4 separate regions of the Homo sapiens genome follow, and regions 1, 3 and 4 are each linked to region 2. The links are chromatin loops, found by intact Hi-C in ENCODE. Cell type or tissue: B cell. All regions are shown on one strand.

What was found. Peaks named below come from ENCODE experiments on the same cell type or tissue, not always from the same donor. Only the 100,000 strongest peaks of a DNase experiment are listed, where the experiment ranks them.
Region 1: a loop joins it to region 2, with 2.6 times the contacts of the local background. A loop is called at or near these places in 3 of 110 quality-filtered maps.
Region 3: it touches region 2 in a loop (6-fold over the local background); 5 of 110 quality-filtered maps call a loop at or near these places.
Region 4: a loop joins it to region 2, with 7 times the contacts of the local background. A loop is called at or near these places in 37 of 110 quality-filtered maps.

Annotation. Positions count from the first base shown.
Region 1 is chr11:128,754,854-128,759,853 of GRCh38, reverse strand. FLI1 (Fli-1 proto-oncogene, ETS transcription factor) reads right to left here. Exons shown (of 9, transcript NM_002017.5): 2 at 1,528-1,739. Among named protein-coding and RNA genes, the nearest start is that of SENCR, 61 kb to the right of the region's middle. RefSeq lists enhancers at 1,112-1,612, 1,613-2,113, 2,170-2,429 and a silencer at 4,056-4,175. In B cell, CTCF peaks have their summits at 2,204 and 2,405; DNase peaks (open chromatin) are centred at 1,450, 1,833 and 2,433; H3K4me3 peaks cover 1,119 bases; H3K27ac peaks cover 3,656 bases.
Region 2 is chr11:128,551,054-128,556,053 of GRCh38, reverse strand. All of the region lies in intron 3 of ETS1 (ETS proto-oncogene 1, transcription factor), which reads left to right. Among named protein-coding and RNA genes, the nearest start is that of ETS1-AS1, 27 kb to the right of the region's middle. RefSeq lists enhancers at 2,761-2,870, 2,881-3,140, 3,351-3,440, 3,553-3,622, 4,504-5,000 and a cis regulatory region at 2,649-3,149. In B cell, a CTCF peak has its summit at 2,617; DNase peaks (open chromatin) are centred at 1,850, 2,933, 4,033 and 4,713; H3K4me3 peaks cover 3,069 bases; H3K27ac peaks cover 4,321 bases.
Region 3 is chr11:128,468,911-128,473,910 of GRCh38, reverse strand. All of the region lies in intron 8 of ETS1 (ETS proto-oncogene 1, transcription factor), which reads left to right. Among named protein-coding and RNA genes, the nearest start is that of MIR6090, 51 kb to the left of the region's middle. RefSeq lists enhancers at 1,343-1,637, 2,640-2,759, 3,578-3,677, 3,688-3,737, 4,038-4,157 and 1 more. In B cell, no CTCF peak of the experiment used is centred here; DNase peaks (open chromatin) are centred at 90, 1,590, 2,460, 4,550 and 2 weaker places; H3K4me3 peaks cover 2,939 bases; H3K27ac peaks cover 5,000 bases.
Region 4 is chr11:128,608,450-128,613,449 of GRCh38, reverse strand. It overlaps LOC105369568 (a long non-coding RNA gene), which reads left to right. Exons shown (of 7, transcript XR_001748441.1): 4 at 1,201-1,437. Among named protein-coding and RNA genes, the nearest start is that of ETS1, 23 kb to the right of the region's middle. RefSeq lists enhancers at 2,644-2,763, 2,224-2,767 and a cis regulatory region at 1,381-3,030. In B cell, no CTCF peak of the experiment used is centred here; a DNase peak (open chromatin) is centred at 2,269; H3K4me3 peaks cover 1,665 bases; H3K27ac peaks cover 5,000 bases.

The DNA.
Region 1 (5,000 bases), 200 kb before region 2:
CAGTTCAGACTCCTTAGAGATGATGCCCAAACGTAAATTCCAGGCCTGAAAGATTATCTGAGCTTCAGTTCCCAAAGCCTAGTAGACGTTTTTATCTGGATGTTCTACCCATTGCTCACAAGGAATCTCAAAGAGAACACTGACATCCCATCCTAAAGCATTTCCTGTGCCACCTTTCTGCGGCTGCTCACAGCACCAGCCTTTAAAATGTGCAGGCTTTAGTCGCCTTTGATTCTTTCCTGTCATGCACCCCCTTCATTCACACTTTACTCACCTAAGCCCTGTTAATCATCTCTTTGCTATCGCCCTTATGTATCTGTCCTTTTCACTTTCCAAAATCACTATCATCACTTAGTTCCGAACTTCATTATTTCCTATCTGGGATATTTTACTAACTTCTTCACTTGTCTTTCTGACTCTCCCATCCTACCGTCTGTGCGCAAGGACTGTCAGCTCGCTAGTCTTAAGTCACTGCTCTGATGAGGTTAAATGTCACGTCTGTGCTCAAAGTCAGCCTCTGGGTTAAATGTCACATCGGTGCTCAAAGTCAGCCTCTGGCTGTGGAATAAATGGCACATGTTTTCAGCCTGCCATTCAGGGCCCTCTGTTGCTTTTTATTTTCATCTCTTTGTGCCTTTGGCCCAGTAGATTATCTGATATTTTGTGAATAAGACTGATGTTCTCTGTCTTTCAAGTCTTTGCTCATAACAATCACTGTCACTATAGAGCACTTTCCTAACGCGTCTCAGGCACCATCCCAGGTCCTTTCCCTGAGGCATCAGAGTAACGCTAGAGTAAGGACCATAAGGAAGTGAATATCCCAGTCCTGTTTGAGAAGGGAGAAAGCTGGTGCTCTGAGGGGTTTCGATGACTTGCCCAAGGGGCAGAGGCAGGACGCAAAACTGAGGCCGCCTGTCCACTGTCCTCTTCCATGACCCTGTGATTTTCTCTCCCTGGACCCTCCTGTCTCCATTTCTACAAGCAAAGCCCGAACTGACCCAGTATTGTACCCACTTCATGCACGCCTTCCAGGTGCCTGCCCCCTCCCAGACACAGTGAGCCCCCACAGGAAGGTAGACACCTTCCTCATCCCTTCTCCACTCTTACTAAAGAATGGTTTGGTCACCTTTGCTCTGCTGAGACCTGCCCAGAGGGGTTAAGTATCTTCAACAGGACAGGGAAGAGTAGCTTATTGCTAAGCTGTCCCCAACAGGACTGGACCTGGGCCTGGGATTAACAAGAAATAAGTGTTCCACGAGTGTCTGCATAGGCGCTTGGGGCCTGACTCCTACCTGGCCTCTGAGGGCTTCGTGGGCCCCAGAGAGGCAGGGGGGCTTCCTAGCCCTACTCCACCCCATCATCAGTCTGTGGCCCTCTCTGCCTTAGCTCTCTAGGGACTGACACAGGCTTCCTGGCCCAGCTCTAGAGCCCCATCTGCTGCAAAAACCTTAAGTGCCAGAAGCCACTTGCTGCAGATCTGGCGACTTTGTGCCTTCCCCCAATCCTGCACAGGCCTGGTGAGCTTACCTGGATCCATTCATGTGGTCATACTCCCGCTTGACGTTGACCCTCACTGGCTGATTGATCCACTCCTGCTGTGGTGGGAGGGGGTTGATCTTGTGGGGCTGCCCGTAGTCAGGACTCCCCGAGGCAGTCATGTCGGCCTTGGGGAGATGGGCTGCCGCTCCGTACGCTGAGTCAAAGAGGGACTGGTCGTCGCTCACCACCGACAGAGCCTCCTGCAGGGCCAGAGAAGAGACAGAAAGCCCAGTGTCACTCTTCACCCAAGCAAGTGACACTCTTGCTTTGAGCTGGCAAGGTGGCCCAGGGCTGCCCCAGGACAGCTTGTCTGGAAGTTCCTGTTTGACTCACACTCCAGGGGGCAGGTTTGCCCTTATGCAAACCAGATGGGTGTTTGCAGGTTACCTGGGTGAGGAGGGACTTTGGGCAGTGGAGTGGGGATGGAGGAATCATGAAAGTGGGTTTGTTTATTGGTTCTGTAGTCTGGGACCCCCAAAAAGGAGGGTGGGGATAGGGAGGCCAAGAATAGTGGTGACTTGGCATGGAATATAGTATTGTGGTGGTGTGTGAATGCTAGATTTTTCCAGGCATAAGCAGAAATGCCTCTTACGAGCTGAGTGGAGTCATCAGCAATGAAGGGGAGATGAGATCCAGCATTTATTTTCCAGGCAAGGCCAGTGAGATCCACCCAGAGAGGCTAGGTGTGCTGCTCAAGGTCACACAAGGGAAGGGTGGTGCCCATGGCTGTGGCCAGGCCAATTTCAGTTTCCTTATTTGTAACAGGGATAAAAATAGTTTTAGCACAGAGTCGATAGGTGGATTAAATGAGAAGATCTGGTGTGGGGGTGTAGCTTGTAAGAAATGCTCAGTGGTTTGCTGAGGGCCCTCTAGGAGGTGCTGGTGCATCCTGTAGATCTCAATGTTGATGACTCAGCCAGCCAAAGGACGAAAGAGGAACCTCAGACACGTGAAGTGCCAGTCAGGGCAAGACCCTCCAAAAGAGGTTGTTGGGTCCTCCCACTCATATTATCCCATCACTGACTTGGGTGTGACTTTGGGAGATCATGGATTAAGAAAAGAAGCCTTGGCCAGGCATGGTGGCTCATGCCTGTAATCCCAGCATTTTGGGAGCCTGAGGTGGGAGAATCTATTGAGTCCAGGAGTTCTAAACTAGCCTGGGCAATGTGGCAAAACTGTGTTTCTACAAAAACAGAAAGAGAGAAAGAAAGAAAGAAAGAAAGAAAGAAAGAAAGAAAGAAAGAAAGAAAGAAAGAAAGAAAGAAAGAAAAAATTAGCTAGATATGGTGGCATGTGCCCAGCTACTTGGGAGGCTGAGGTGGGAGGATCACTTGAGCCCCGGAAGTAGAGGCTGCAGTGAGCCGTGATCGTGCCATTGCATTCAGCCTGGGCGACAGTCTCGAAACAACAACAACAACGACAACTAAAAAACTTTGCACATTCCGGAGATCTGCTACCAATCAAAACATGAGGGTAAGAGTCTCCCATTATTCCATGTCTCATCGAATCACAGGCATCCAAGGTCAGGGACCAGGGCATAGTGTTCACTACAGTCACATAATTACACCAAAGTAAGTCTTCAGAGAAGATGGTAGTCATCTATAATTGATCTATAATCTATATAATCAATAATTATATAATCTATAATTGTGATAATAGTTGTGATAATACATGCAAAGTACTTAGAAGTCTCTGGCACATAGTGAGTCACACTCAGAACATGTTAGGTATCATGATTATTAGCATTCAAACAAAGATTCTCTTAGGCCACCTGTTAGGGGCTGCCTTGTGTCCTCACAAAATTCATATGCTGAAGCCCTTACCCGCAGTACTCAGAATGTGATTGTATTTGGAGATAGGACCTTTAAGGAGGTAAGGTGAAATGAGGCTGATAGGGTGGGTTCTAATCCAATATGACTGGTGTTCTTATAAGAAGAGGGAATTTGGACACACAGAGAGCCCCCAGGGGAGTGTGTGCACAGAGGGGCTGCCATGTGAGGACACAGCAGTCATTGGCAAGCCAAGGAGAGAGGCCTCTGAGGAAAACCAACCCTGCTGGCACCCTGATCTTGGACTTCCAGTCTCCAGAACTCTGAGCAAATAAATTTCTTTTGCTTAAGCCACTCAGCCCTGGTATGTTGTTATGGAAACCCTAGCAAATGGATACACCACCTTTACTTGAAAATGTAGTGATAGGTGAACAGCACTTGTTAAAGCTGGGATTTGTCTACCTTCCTTGTGTAATTCACATTCCTGAATTGAATGTCTTCTTCAGAATGAATGCTCTTCATATGCCTGTAGAATTACAACCTGCTCCATGGGCTGTCTCTTGTCTCCCAGGGCCATTCTCCACCCCAGCGGACAGACAGCCATAATTCAAAAAGGGAGGCTCTTCTATGGCTGTTTTCAGCTGGGATCAGGGAAAAAATACTGGAATATACTCTAGGAGTCCTGCTTTTGCACCAGAAGGCTTTGGATGGTGTAGGTGCCTCCAGACATACATTCAAAGCAGAGTTGCCCACACAATATTAAAACACTTACATCCCCCAACCGAGGGGATCTCCCTAGCCCTAACATCTGCTGGGATCCTTCTTCATTTTCTACCAGATGCCCTTGAGTCATGCTCAGAGTAAAGCTGTGCTTGTCAGAACCATTTGTTTCTTGGTTATTATATCCACTCTTGATTTCAGCTAGAGTTCAGCTTTGGCTTCATATCCTAAATTTTGAACTGTTATCTGGGCTCAAGGAATTATGGTTCTGAGCTGAAAAGGGTGACATTGCAACCTTTCAGACAGCTGTCCCTGACTCCATGAAATTCCTTGAGCTCCGCACTGGAAGCAGAGGACACATTACCACCTATGACCCCTAAGTGTCTTTTGGTGATAAGAGTGAAGAACATGTACCACAGTCCTGCTACAAAAACAGATGACATTTCAGGAATCAGGTAGCATCTTCTGCTGTAGAGAATGGCTTACGTTCTTAGTTTATCATTCATGAACCTTGGAGTTTCCAGTAAAATAATTTCTTTCCCTTCCCTCTTCTAGGTTGGGGGAGAAGATGACAGAATATCAGAGGCAAAGAAGCCCGGGAGGCAGGGCTGGGCACAGTGATGCTCCATAGATGGGCAAAAAGTTCCTCCCATCATTATCCTAAGGAGGGTGGACCAGGCAACAGGGAACACAGGATTGTCCTGGCCAAGGGGACATGCAGACGGCAAAATCAAGACTCACAGCAAAGAGAATACACAGAGAACACAAAGCCAGCGGTTCTGGAGGCAGACCCAGGAGAGACTTCTTAAGGAAGTGAGTGGTACACAGCTAGAAAAAAACAAGTGATGAGATAGAGTGTAGGTGTAGAAAGGGCACAAAACCAGTTTGAACTCATTTTGGAATAGAAGTTTCCTTAAGAATGTAGTTCACAATCAAGGAAACTCCAATCAAGTGGCAACATTGTAGGAGGAG
Region 2 (5,000 bases):
AATAGTTTTGCCTATCCTGCATTTCCTGACACCCGTTTTGGCTGTTGTCAGAGAGCCTAGAAGTTTTGCAGTCACAGAGTCTGAGCTGGATAAACAGAGGTGTGTGAATTGCTCGGCCTTCTTAGAGAACATGCTTTCTTTCGATGATCATCTGTTTCCATTGTTCCTGGCCTCTCTGTCCATGCCCACCTGGATCCCAATTCTTTTTCCTCTGTCTCTCTCTCCCTTCTCTCCTTCCACTTGCTGGTGGCAGTGCTGCCCTCTGGTGAGTGGGAGTCTCCTCCAGAGAACTCTCAAATCAATGGATCTGCATTCCCAGGGACCTCAGGAATCTGAAGTCCTCATCTCCATGCTGTTTTCAGGAGACACTCTGTTTCTCACAAATTCCACTAGTTCTTGGTTTACCAGCTAGTGTTTTTTTTTTGTTTGTTTTGTTTTGTTTTTAAACAAAAACCATTAAATTTGAATTTGGGAATTTTGAAATGATCAATTCAGATATTAAGTTCACTTTCACATGAGACCATGTTATGATAACATATTTGAATACCAAATAGCTAGTCAAAATCTGTGTTTTCTCCCAGGATGAATTCTTAGCATAAAAATGTCATTACTCTTACATGTTGGGAAAATGTAATTCTGGGGAAAGACCTGGGCAGGGCATGGCAGGGGGAGTCACTAACTTGAAGGCTACTTTTTGGTTCAGTGTTATTTTACCCCACAACATTCTTTGGTCAATTACTTAAATAACAGTGGAGAAGTAAAATAAATGTTTGCTTTGTTGCCCATGCTTTATTGCTCATCAGGAATAAACAGACGCAGGGCAAGATGCTGTGGCACTCCATGGGCTGTGTGTATGGTGGGTGAGGAGGCATGGGGAGTAGCTTTCCATTTGCCTGGTTTCTCTCCAGGGCAGAATGAAATAGATTCCTGTGTCCCATGTTCCCTTGACTCAATAGCCATTGATCTTTGAGGTATTCTTTGGCACTGTCCTGGATTGTAGACATAATAATATTTATGCTGTCACTTTCTGCTTGGTATCTCAGTTCTTCTAAGCATAAATACAAATGTCTCAGCTACCTATCCATTTCACAAGGGAGCCAGGAGGATTTTGTACCTGCTCACACGTCAGACTTAAGGACTAAAAATTTGAGGACATGAGAAAAGTGATCCTTTAAAATTCTAAACAAAATAGGTTTTGTTTGTATAAGCAAAAGGTCAAAATGGCTGTATTTATATTTGTATAATTCTTGAATCCTATTAATGCCACAAGGCTTAAGTCTTATATCTCCCAATGCAACTGAGATTAAAGCTGCCTTGCTTTAACACTTGCAGCTCTCGATGGTCTCTGCTTGCTACAAGTTACATCTTATTAACATCTGAGGCCTTCTCCATTTGCTCATAGCCTGAAGATCAGAATGTCTCTTCTTCATAGCAAAGAGACATGGCCTTCCTTTTCCTTAAACTGAAGTACATAAACTCCCAAGTGGAGATGATTTTTCATGCTGCTCTTTGTCAAGTTTCTCAAAGGTAAAGATGTTTTTATTTCATGGCCTATGAGACAGTGTCTGGGAAGCATATGAAGAACAGCTTTAAAATGCAAGGACTTATAGCAGGGTAATATCATCTTCTTCTCATAGTTTATAGTTGCAAGAAGGAAGCTGGGGTCACCCCAGCTTTTGGTAGGTTGAGAAGATTGGGGCATATAATAACCATTCCTAGAATGACCTGGGTTGCCATCAACTGCAGCTCAGAGATGGTACACAGCTTCCATCGGGGTGTGGCCTCTACCAGTTGGGGGCAATCTCTTCACAAATGTGATGGTTGTAGTTCCCACTGTCCTATACTCCCTCTGATGGAAATGTTTGGCAAGAACCCTGAGCCTTTCTAGCCCCTCCTTTAACTTTTGAGCTTCCCAGACGAAGGAGTTGGAGGGATTATTTCTGGGCTGTGGTCCAGCTCTCCTCAGCGATGGGTGTTGTTTGGACGGGGATTGTGGGGTTATAGGGAAGGGAGATGAAGACATAGACCAACCAGTGATTTCTCCAGCTGTGGTACATTTCCTTGGAGATGTGTTGAATATAAAGAAAGAGAAAAAATACTCGACATTTTTTTCATCTTCTTTTATCCTATTTATAACTTCAGTTTCCTTCCCGTCCTCCGTCTCATGGCTACTGCCCACCACTGCTCCCCCTTCACGTTCATGCTCTCAGAAGGGATGAATGAACTTCTTTTCCAAGGACTACACATCTGTCAGTGCAGAGAACACTGACAGGAGGGGCCATCAAGGAATGAGCAAGCCTTTTCAGAATGTTGTTCCTATTCACGAAGGGGCAGAGGCTGAGGAGGAGGAGGAGGAGGGTGGCGGGAGTGTGGAGGGAAGGGGAAGAGAGAATCAAGCAGAGAGAAAGTATGAATGAGGGAAAGACTTATCAGGTGAGTGGGAGAGAATACTAAAGCGCCAAGGTCTGTCGGGAATCGATTGGACAAAATAGATGATAAAGCGGGTATGGTGGAAGAAAGAAGAGATGTGTGAAAATGGACAGAAAATAAAGGTGGATATTAGTAGCATGGTAGGGAATAATGGGAAAGGAAGATGAAAGATGAATGGGAAAGGGAAAAAAAGTGGGGAGCCCAGAAAAAGACAAGGCAAGAACAGGAGGGGAAGATAACATGAAAGAGAAAAATAGATGAATCTGAGGACATTAGCTATACAGCTAAAAAGGGAAGCCACATTTGCATGCAATTGCCTGTGCAGCTGTACATTTCTTCACAACAATCTTGTAGTCATCATTTTCTTTCATTTCTACCTCCTCCTACCGTCCGCCTCTTCCCCCTCCTCCCTATCAGCCTGGAGCCATTAGCGAGAGCCAATGGGGCTGAGTGCTGGTGTTCTGCATGAATGAATGGGCCCTTTCTGTCTCAGCTTCTCGTCATCCTTCTGTTAGGGAACCTTGTGAATCAATGGAGCCTCTTACACAAGACACGGCTGAAATGTCTGTTGCTGTTTATAGTCTGACTGGAGTGGAGCCACTGACCCTGCCTCCTCTCTGCTCCCTTCCTCTATTCTGTCCCTCAACCTCAGCCCTTTCTCTCCAACCACCATAACAAGAATCATTTTTACGTTTCAGTTTCTTGCTCCTGTCTCTAAGAGCTCACTGACGTTTTACCGTCATTAACTGTCATGACTGGTTCCTACCCACAGTCCTGTTGGATACACAGGGTAACGGTAGCGAGCCTCAGAGTGGTGCCTAGACCTAGCTGAAGTCAGACACTGCCTGTTTTCCAAAACCGACATCAGAGACCCAGCTGAGCACACAGGACACAAGACCTCGTCCATCCCATCAATGCCAGCGGTCCATATTTGATTTCAACTTCACCCTTATGATGCTCATGAATGGTCATAGTTCATATCAGAAAATACGATGCTTACTTAGCACTCTTCCAAAGTGTTATAGTATCAAATTATTTTTCATTTCAAGGATGGATTTGTCTGAAATCAGCCAAACTTATGGATGTGATGTTGTGAGCAAAGTACACTTTTGCAAAATACTTGCTTAGAGCTGGGAAGCAGCCTGGAGCTAGAGAACATAGGAAACACAACTTACCTTCATGAGGAGGAACCTATAGTCTTATTACCATGGTCTTTGATTGATTTGAGAAACAAGACAATACTTTTTCTTGTAGAATGCAGTTTGCTATGTCTTTGGTCACTGAACACAGTAAAACCTTCACTCAACCACATTCACAGCCTATCTGCCACTTCCCATTCTTCATGAGAAAGGACATCTATTTAGTGTAGTAGGAAAGAACCCAGACGCTGGACCCAGGTTGCTTGTGTTTGCATCAGCTCTTCCGTTATAACTGTGTGACCTTAGACAACTTAATCTTGTAACCCAGTTTCCGGATCTATACCAATGATTCTCCAAGCATGGTCCCCAGACCAGCAGCATCACTATCATCTGAGAACTTGTTAGAAATGCAAAATCTCGAGCCGTACCCCAGACTTATCGAAGCAGAAACTCCCAGGGTACATGAGAATCACTTTAGGGTTTGTTAAGACACTGGTTATGGAGTTCTACCCCCAGGGTTTCTGATTCAGTGATTCTAGGCTAAGGCTCAAAAATTTGCATTTCTAACAAGTTCTCAGGTGCTGCTGATGCTGCTGGTCTAGAGATCACACTTTGAGAACCACTAAGTTAGTATGTGTAAAGCATAAAACAGTGCCGTCACTTAGCAAGCCTGATATGAATATTTGCTATTATGACTCATTGACCCAAAGTGCATTTTGGGAGTCCAAACTGGGTTTCATTGAGTCAGAGAGTGACCCACTGATTGGTTGAACACGTTTGGTGACCAGTGCCATGCCCGGGATACTGAGAAAATACATGGAAAAGGGGAAGCCTCAGTTCTCCTTTAAAACAACTTCTATGCAAGTGTGTGTGTGGGTGTACATTTACATGCTAGAGCAAATGGTTTCCATGTGAAATATTACACTTATTTATGACATAAAGTTTGGCAGTATTAATGTGTGGCTTTGGATCTCACTAAAATCTCTAAAACAAATTTACTAACAAAATGGTGGAACTAAAGAATGTCTTTCCCAAATAAACTTTGGAAGTTCAAGTGGGAGATACGCTGAGATTCCGAGTTCATAGTCCCTCCTGGGGCTTTCTCATATGGCCTAGCGGCTGGGAGAGATCAAACCTGGGCCAGTGTTTGGAAAGGGCTATCCACAACCAGGTGGGATGTCTCAGCAGGAAGCACAGATGCCTCCAATTTGGCTTTTAAGTGTTGAGAGCGCTGAGGGAGTGCCAGAGAGACTTGTTAAATGGAGACTCACCTTGCTCTGAAATGTTTATTCTTATGGCAGGTCTGTGGTTTTACAGAATGGTGTTTCAGACTATCATCTGCTGCACCCCTCTCTTCTTTCCTCATTCAGGGTGTGCTTTTCTTTTCTAAAGGGTGTGTGTCAGGTTCTTTGTTCTTCAGAACAGAACGGT
Region 3 (5,000 bases), 82 kb after region 2:
TGCCTTTAAACAACAGGCCTCGGAAACTCCCCATCACCTCTGTTGGGAAAGGCCCTGCCAGGTGTCCCAGATGACCCTGCCTTTGCCCCCTTGGCACTTCTTTCTTTTCTCTGGACGGCCTCCCCTGCTGCAGAGAGTGAGCAGCTGCTGCTCTTTGTAGAGGCTCATTCAAGAGAAGCGCTGCCCTTCCTGTCTCCCTAAGGTGACTTGCATGTGATGCCTGCAGGTTGGAGCACTCATCAGCACCCCATCAGTCACTTGGGGATGCCTGCAGGTAGAGAAGTCCAAGTTAAACACAAGAAAGAGTGGTCATCCCATGCAGTTTTACCAAGGGCAACATTCAGGGGCCATCCCTGTAGAATTGAGAGCATGGAGTCAGGCCCTGCCAGTGAGCAGCTGTGTAACCTTTGGCAAGCTAACATCTCTGTATCTGTTTTCTCATCTGCAAATGGCAGTAATAATAGTTTCTATACCATAGGCTTGTTGTGAGAACTAATGAATTAGTTTATGGAGAGCACTTGGAGCAGTGCTGGGTATACAGGAAGCTAGGCTCTAAGTGCTAGCTGTCACCTACATTCCATAGTATTCTCCAAACCTTTTATTTTTCCAGTATAATTCTAAGTTCCTTGAGGCCAGGGAACAACGCATTTTACTTATAGAATTGCAGTAATTGCTGGCAGTGTCATGGGGCGTAGCAGGCATTTAATAATAATTAGGTCTTTTCAATTATTTAGCTCAATCCCAGATGTATTAAGTTCCTACTGTGTGCTTAGACTCCTTCATATACACTGACTTTTTAAATCCTTCACCAAATATCACATGAGGAAGTTTCTGTTATGCCCATTGTATAAATGAGGGAATCGAGACTTTTTTTTTTCTTTTTAGAGGAGGAGGTCTAGCCCAATGTTACACAGCAAACAACAAATAAGATGACTTTCAGGGTTTTCACATGTCAGAAAATATTCAAAATACTGTGTTAGTTTGAGTGTGCCGGAAAGCAGGTGCCAAGACATGATTAGATGTGCAAGATGTTTACGGAAGGAGCATCTATGAAGGAAAAAAAGGCAGCGAAGAGAAGGCAGCGGAACCTTCAGACCATGCTGCAGGTCTGGAAGGAGGAGATTTGGGTAGAAAGAGCCCTCAACTGCAGCTCCATTCTAAGAAAACTTTGGCTGGGCCCAGGGGATCTTTGGGTCAAGGTCGTCTGCTGGAGGAGCTCTGTGTCTCACAGGGGTGGACCTGCATGCCCTCACTGTGCTCAGTCCCTGGCTGGAGCAGTCCCCAGGATGAGGGGTGCTGGTGTGGACATGGTAGAGCCAGTCAATTATGTTCCCTGAAGCAGGAGAACTGAGTAGAACAGGTAGTGTGACAGCTGCAGGGACCTGAGCTGTAAACATGGCTTGTTGAGACCAGCACAGCTTTTCCATGTGGCAGGACTCAAGACCATGTGTCCCGACACTCTCAGTAGTCCGTGATGGGCTTCTGAGTTCAATGCATGTTGTTGACTGTAACTCCCCAAACTTTATTGTCTTTTGTATGACTCACCTCTCCCTGAGAGATAATGAGAGTGAAAGTTCTCCTAGAGTGATTGAATGTGAAAGTTTAAACTCTGAAACAAGGATGGGACTTGCTTTGTTGGAGATGCTCACAGGGCACAGGTCTGTGGAGGTGTTTGACATTCAGAGCTGAGGCGGTGGAGTTTCTTATGGAGGCCTCTCAAGGCTAGGTTCTCTGTTCTTTTTTTCTTTAAAGGCGTAGGTAGGACACTTTCAGCTTATCACGTTATGGTGAAACAAAAAGTACTTGTTCCGCTACCTCCATGCAGTTGTTAATATTGTGTTTTGCTATTCAACACACTCTGGCTACGTTTGAGGAGTGTTCAGAGATTATATGCTGGATAAATGCTTACAAAATTCGGTGTGCAAATGATCACTTAGGATCTAGTTCAACTACCTTCCAAGGATTCTATTATACCTAACTAGTGATTTCTCTCATTGTTGACATGCAGGGAAAACTTAACCCCTAGGATAAAATAAATTCCAGAGAGCAAGTTGAGAATCCTACTGAGAAAAGACTATAATCTTCAGACTTCTAAAGTCCTGTTTTCTAACCCTGATCAGTGAACATATCTTTCTTTCTTCTCATTACCTACACACTTAGGAAGATTTTTCTTTGTACATTTATAGTGGCTGGAAAAACCTTTTCTTTGGTTTATAACAAAATTCTTATCCCCTTCCCCCAAATCCAAACCTAACCCATCTCTGGTGACTTCTTAAAAGAACCGGTTACCTAGAAGACATCAGGAGGAAAGAGCTATAAAGAAACCCACTTCCTGACTTGAGCTTCACTGGCTCACTGTCCAAGTTTGTGTCTGAGTGTTAGCTTGAATGTGTTAGACAGAGTTACTGATGGGTTTAGAAGAAAGAGGTGGTTGCATTTGAATAGAGACTGCCCCTTTAAGAGAGGAACAGTCCCCTTTCTCCTGCTGCCGCCCCCACACATGTGTACTTGAGCACTTGCAGGTGTGCAGAGCCAGAGCAAAAACAAAGGTCTTTCCCTCATACCCTAAAAATGTGTAACTGTCTTGTTCTCAGACCCAAGTCAGACTGGCCAAATAAGCCTCACTTAACCCTGTTCCAGGTGGGAGGACTCCACTGGCCAGTTGCCAGCCACCTGGTCTTGCTGTCAAGCCTGTCTTGGGCCCTGATGGCTGGACAAGAGGTTCTGCTTGAACCCCAGTTAATGCTGGTGGGACCCGTCTCTTTGGGCCCAAACTATTGGCATTTGTGGGGAACGGTGTTGAACTTGCTCTAGGTGAGCTCTATACAATACTTAGGTGAAGAATACTTGGTGAGGGACATGAATAACTAAGGAAAAAGGTGCATCGGGAAAAGAGGATCTAAGTCCATCTGTGGCCAAGATTTCCCTAAACCATATATGCCTGTGATACTTTCACTTGCAAAGCAGTTTGCATCTGCTGTCTCTTTTGGTGCGTGTGCACTTTTAACATGGGAACAAGGATTTCAGAGTCTTCCCTAACTTAAAAAAGTCCTAAATGCTTATTCTCATTGAAAATATTAAAAATTTTTACATTCGTATACTGTAACTTTTTTTTCCTTAACCTCCAACTTTCTACTTTTTCAAAGTTGCCATACGAAGGCCAATTTAATCCTTGGAAGTCTAATTAGATTTTTTCTAGTGCTTTTACAATTTTTTTTAAATGCATCTTTTTTCTTGTTTTTTACTGAAAATTGTTTTTAAAAATATATTTTCTGTTGTTTCATTCTTCTTTGTAATTCCATTATTGTATATTCAGTTGCTCCTAAATTGTTCACCTCTTTAAGTGTCTTTCTCTCTCTCTGTCTATATATATGTATATATGCAGATTTTTGTAATAAGGACTTAATTTACATTTTTATAAACTAAAGAGAAGCAGAGATTACTATTTCCATTTTAGGAAAGGAAAAAGTAAAGCCCAGAGAGATTAAATGAGTTGCATAAGATTGCATATGGTGATTCAGGTAAGAACTGATATCAAAGCCTCGTACCCTCAACTCCCTACCCGGGGCTTTCCCACAGGCATCATATATTTTAATTTTATAGGATGCCGTCATCACTCAGTACTCCACTGCCTGACATGTAAAATGGCTTTTATTTTTAAATTTTTTGACACTCCTCCTCCTTTCGTTTTTGATCTAACATGCAAGAGACATGAACTCGGCAGTCAAAGACTGGTTTTAACTGATTTGAGAGCTGTTTTCTCACTCTTTTTCATGGTTAGATACTGGCTATCTCAGCAACAAATACAAGTTTATAAAGTTGTTGTTTGTTCATCATCGTGTTCAGCAAGTATGCTTTCCAAACACCTGTCAGAATGTTCTTTGTTGTTTGAGTTGAATTATTGGAAGTTATATTCCCAATCACTGCCCTTGAGTTATTAGCCACTGATACAGGAACACGTTTATAGAATATACTGACACAGAGTGAGTCTTTAAACCACGGCCGTATTGGCCAGTTATAGAATGTTATACATGGAGTGTGTTAGAGATGAGATAAGATTGGGTCAGGGTGGGGCAAAGAAAATATACAACTCAGAAGAAATGAGAGACATAGAACTCAGCCAAAATATCAAGCACTCCTGGCCCTTAATCTTCTTAAAATAATTTTCTCAGGGTCTTGATTGCCAGTCAGTCCAGCAATACAGTTTCTTGAGTTATTCATCCTCAGGCAACAAGACTTTGTGCAGCTTCAGGTTGAGCTTGGTCCAGAGGCCAAGAAACTGTCAGGATGTTTTCTGTTTTGTCCTTAAACTTAATGGAAATCAGGAGATTTAGGGGCCTTTGTGAATGGTGATTTAGAAGAGGGTTGACAGAAAGGGGTGATGCTTGGACTGGGGAGTCACCCACCCCACCCTCAGAGGTGCGTCCTCCTGTGGTAGCATGAAAGGCAGATTGATACACTTGTGAACAGATGGGTCATTTCTGGATTCGAATGTTCTGTTTTTGCCATCATCGTTTGGCTGTGGGTAGAGACACCTGGCTGGAAGGGAGGGGCCAGCAGGCCTGTTCCTCTGTTTTAGGGCCACCTGCCAGATGTGTGCTATCAGGGCAGAGTCAGCCCTATTGCAAGGGTGACCAACCATGAGAGTTTCATAGGTTAAAATAAATGTGGTGTCCTGCCCACACCGAGGTATTTGATTTGACTTTTAGAATAGAGCTAAAGGGATTAGCTTCTTAAAGTAGCAAATTAACTCCCAAAGGACAGGTAGTCATTTTCATTTTTGGGAACACGTTGATGAAATGCAGCCTGAGGGTCACCCATATTGTTTGGCCCCAAATATTGTTTAATAGAGAGAAGCCATTTGAGCGGACTTTCTAATCCATATGCCTTTCTTCAGAGGAGGTTTGTTTCAGTAATGTAATTTAGAAAATATTTAATGAGTACCTGCTGAAGACAAGCTATCATACCTGGCATTGAGGATATATGGCTCAGTAAGATAT
Region 4 (5,000 bases), 57 kb before region 2:
GGACCACTCCACGTGTGTCTTGTGCACATCACAGCCACAGCTATGCTTGCTGGAGCACAGCAGCATAGAGAGGCTGGGCAGGAGGGCTGGCTGGGACAGGAGCCTGGGACCAGAAGTTGGGCAAACCCAGAGTCTTACTCAACTTTGTTGTTATTGCATGGTCCAATATAATATTTGAAAACTGGGGGCTGATCTTTCATCTCCCTGGATAGGCAGGATGAGAACCAAATGGCAAACTGACTGAATTCATTTTAAAATGGTCATCTGTGAAACTTTCCCCCCAGTTACAATATTGGATGCAAGCATTTTGGCCCACCTGATGCCCCATTCCTTTCCTCTTCCTGGCTGAGCTTTTGCTTATACTAGTAGCTGACATGCTGTGCTCATCTGAGGCACTATGCAGGTCCAAGCTCTGGTCTGGGAGTCTGTGCGTGGCTGCCAGGAAAGAGTGAGGGGTAGGTTTTGAATGGGGTGGGAACGCAGGAGCTATGAGCACAGCCCAAGCTATTCATTACTGCATCCCAAGTTCACACACACGCACACACACACACACACACACACACACACACACACACGGAGTTAATTTGCAACAGGCAATCCCTAAAGCAGCCCATTCAATGCTATTCTATCAAATAAATATAGATCTATAAATAGACCTCACATTTTGCTTCAAAAAGTGACAAGTGTGCAGAAATAATTTCACAAACAAGCTAAAATGTTGGCAGGCTTTGCATCCTTTGCTCAGATGTTGCGTGCATCTCCTAGATGATGCCTTTTTGAGCAAATTTGCACCATGTCTTCTGGTAGCAGTAGCGTTAAGTGAAGGTTTTTTTCACTGTTAGTATATTTTTCTTTACCTTAACAGTTTTTTGGCTTTGCTGTTTTGGGTAAAATATTAATCTTTTTTTCTTTAAATTAAACTCTTCTCAGAGTGCTACTAATACAAACTGGCATGAGATAGAGAAAGGAAGGAAGGAAGGAAGAAGGGAAGGGAGGGGGGGGACGGAGGGATGAAAGGAAAAGACAGAGGGAGAGAAGGAGGTAGGAAAGAAAAAGAGAAAATGAGTGAACATCTCTCTTGTCATGATCATTACTTGGCTATGTTCAGAGAAAATCCACAACGAGAAGGACATGTTCACTCCCACTCCTCATTTTGCTCTTGCAATTATAGACCTGGTATCCACCTAACTGTATCCACAGATTACAGGGACCATCCTCCATTGTTTTATGAGTCTATCACAGATTATGACGGACATGGAACATGGAAACCAGTTTCTACCAAAGCCTGTGAGGACCATTCTGTACAAATTGGGAGAGAGTGCACAGAAGCCTGGAGAGCTGACCGGGGAGGAGGGCCACAGTGCATTGCGTCCAGCCCTCTTCCACCCTTGCACTCTTAGCTGCTCTCATCCCCGTCTGCTCACACCTTGCTTACAGGTGGGTTCATCTCCATTCTGAGCCAGCTCTGACAACGGCATTGAATGTTTGATGACTTTGTCCCCGTCACCCATTTTAAGACAGTATGAAGTCCTGGGACCCAAAGCATGTGCCATGTGAGACCTATAGATATGCACCACAGATACACTCCCTGTGCTCTGGAATCTCTCAGTCGTGTGTCCCTTCACCTGTCGTGCTGGCCTCTTACTCCTTGGCATCAAGAGGTTGCCTTGGTGTTTTTGACCTAATCCTCAAGTTCACTGTACAGACTGAAGTCTTATCCTAGAGAAAGCAGGCATTCTAAAGCCTCTTTTCTTCCAGGGGCTGGATCCAGTTTCATGTGTCTTCAGCCCCTGACTGGGTCTTGTACACACGGACAGAGGTCTCAGTTCCAGCACTGTCATTGACTTGCGTGCCCCTCGGCCGACCTCCAGCACTGAGCTGCTCTTAGTGCCTGACTGCCTGGCCCTGAGCAGTTCCTCTGTCTGCATCATACCAAGCCCTGGCTTCCTCCTGCGGTATACAAGGCCCAGCAGTTTTTGCACTGATGCCTGCAGCCCAGACAGGGTCAGAGAGATAAAACGTCTTGCCAAAGACACTCAGCTAGTGGGAAGCACAGTCTGGACAGAACCTACTAGATCTTTCGACCTTGTGTCTGTGAGTTTTCCCCTGGACTTGCACAGGTTGCTGCAAACCCCCATGTTCTGTGCCACCTGAGCAAATAGGAGCCCAGTGAACAGCATAGACACAACATAGAGAAGGCGCAACCATACAGCCAGATGCCAGCCCACCCCCACGCCCACTCCACATGTGTGGCTGCCCCTGCCAACGTAGGACGAGACTTCTACCGGTCTCTGCTCTCTGCCAGCCCTGAGCTGCACAAACCACACCGCCCCACCACTGCAGGTGGTAATTTGCATGGGGGAGCAGAGCGTCTCCCAGGAGGCTAGGCCTATCTAAGTTTCTCTTCTGTACTTGGGAGACGAACAGCCACTTTAAAAGAGAGAAAAACAAGACACTAGTAACTCTGTGCTTGGACCCGGGCCTTTAGGTGTTTCAAAGCCTCCCGTGGCTATTTCTGGCCCCATTGTCGTCTGGGTCTGAGAGGAAGGCCTGATGGCGATTCTGTGCTTTAAAGGCAGAAACAGAACATTGTTTTTGCCAGCTTTGATTTAATGGCCAAAAACAGTTATAGGAAACTGTTCAGCAGATGTTTTATGAAACTCAGAAAAGATTGGGTCTTTTAGAAGGGCTATTTTTAGACAAATGCTTCCTACCATTGGGGGGATGGTGCTCACAAAAGGGACAGAAAATGGGAGAGAGACTTGGAGGGAGCTTTGAACATTTTGACGATCACATTTTATTTTTCCTTGCATTTTCAGCATGAATTAAACATACCTGGGAATCTTTGGAGGATCAGATAGTTGCAGAGGTAGTTCTGGGAGGAGGGGTTGACTTTAGAGTTCTCTTTCTAAAATGAGGGTTTCTTGGGTGCCAGGAAAATCTATGTTTTTCATCATTTTCCACCTTCTGATGTTCTAGCAGCACAGAAATGCTGTTTTTTCTTACTCTACTTTCTTGCCTCTCTTTGCCTGAATTAACTTTTTTCCTCTCAGCTCATCCTGACCTTCATTATTTATTTATTTATTTAATTTTTTTTTTTTTTTTTTTTTTTTTTTTTTGAGACAGAGCCTCACTCTGTCACCTGGCTGGAGTGCAGTGGCGCAATCTTGGCTCACTGCAACCTCCGACTCCCGGGTTCAAGCGATTCTCCTGCCTCAGCCTCCTGAGTAGCTGGTATTACAGGCACATGCCACCACGCCCAGCTAATTTTTGTATTTTTAGTAGAGACAGGGTTTCACCACCTTGGCCAAGCTGGTCTCTAACTCTTGACCTCAGTCATCCGCCTGCCTCAGCCTCCCAACCTGCTGGGATTACAAGCATGAGCCACCGCTCCCGGCCTCATCCTTGCCTTCTTTTCCCTCTGCCTTTTTTTTACCTATTACACTCTAAGCCGTCACTTCACACTAAGGGTAGGCATTTCCTCACTCAGGATGCTCTTCCTGAGCTCTCTAGGGTGCACTATGCTTCCCTTCCTTATCTGCTGGGCTGCTTTAAACACCGCAGCCACTCTCCTGCTTTACCATCTGTTTCTCTGTCAGCCTCATTCCCAAGGTCTGAATTCTCTTTCAGCTCTCGTCAATTAGTGCTACTTAACACAATAGTAGGCTCAGAATACATGTTTATTGAGTGAATGGATGGTTGGAGGAATTAATGGAGTGAGCAAGTTAGGGAATTTTACCTGGTTGAAAAATTTCGCTTCATCTACAAGAGCAGAAATTAATTCTTCTTATCTCTGCTGTTCAAATCAAACCCAAATCTGTTAAAGTACTATAATATAATAAAATAATTACCTACTGTGGGGTGGTTACTGCTATTTCCAGGAAACTGAGGCTCAGGGGCAATCAGATAAGAACTGGCATGTGAAAGCATCCAGATTTGGGTATGTGTCTTTTAATTCCAAGTCTCTTGTTTTCTCCACTCCACTGGAGGGAATAATTGTCTCTGGGGCAGAACTTCAAGAAACATGGGGTGCCTGGGCACAGGAAAAATCCCCTGGTAAGGGAGAGGGCACAGAAAAGGGAGATGGGGAAACTCAAATCACATGTTTTTCCTTTACTGCTATTTCTGGGGCTACATCCAGCTGGAACAAAAGGACATTGAGGCAGTCCCAGGTGGAGGCAATAGACGACTTCCAGCTTCTCCCTGCTTGTCCCGAGCCCTTTGGCCAATGCTTCAAAGTCAGCTGAGCAGACCGAAGACCAATCACTTCTAACTCTCTGGAAAGTGCCGGAAATTAGCTTAGACAGAACAAGGCTCTCACGTTATTTGACATCTCCTCCATCAGGGTCTCCTTGGTTTCTCAAGCCCTTGTTGAATACTTTCCAGAGAGCATTTTTAAGTGGCTGAAGGTTAGGTAAGTTCTGATATCTGGTAAAAGGATCATCATCGCCTGCGTGAGGTTCCAATGGCTACATCACGATGCTCTGGGCAAGAGTTTGAGAGTTTCCTGGAAGCTGAGCCCAGGCAGAGCCCTCTTTCATGTTCCATGGCCCTTCAGTGAGTGTTTCCACATCCTTTGCTTTCTTAAGCTGTCATTTTTTTTAACGCTTTCTATGTTGTCGTTACTATGCTAAGTGCACTGGAAAATGATCTCACTTCTCTTTATTTAAGGCTCCTTTTAAAAGCACATAATATAAAAATGTGTCCTTATTATTAAGGAAAATTACTTTCCTATGTGGTCAATGGCCCTAAGAGCTGAGCTCAATCCTTACTCTTGTTTGACAGATGAGGAAACTGAATTGGTTAGAAAGGTTCAGTAAATTGCTCAGTCACTCAGTAGGTGAGTGAATAGCTGGGATTCAAGGTCGGGTTTGCCTGATGCCAGAGGCCAAGCTCCTAAAGGCATCACCATCTATCTCAATTTCCTAGTGGTTTTTGACTGCAATCCCTGGGAAGCTCTGTCTCGGTGGAACTTTTCCTTTCCAATCTTCGCACACTTT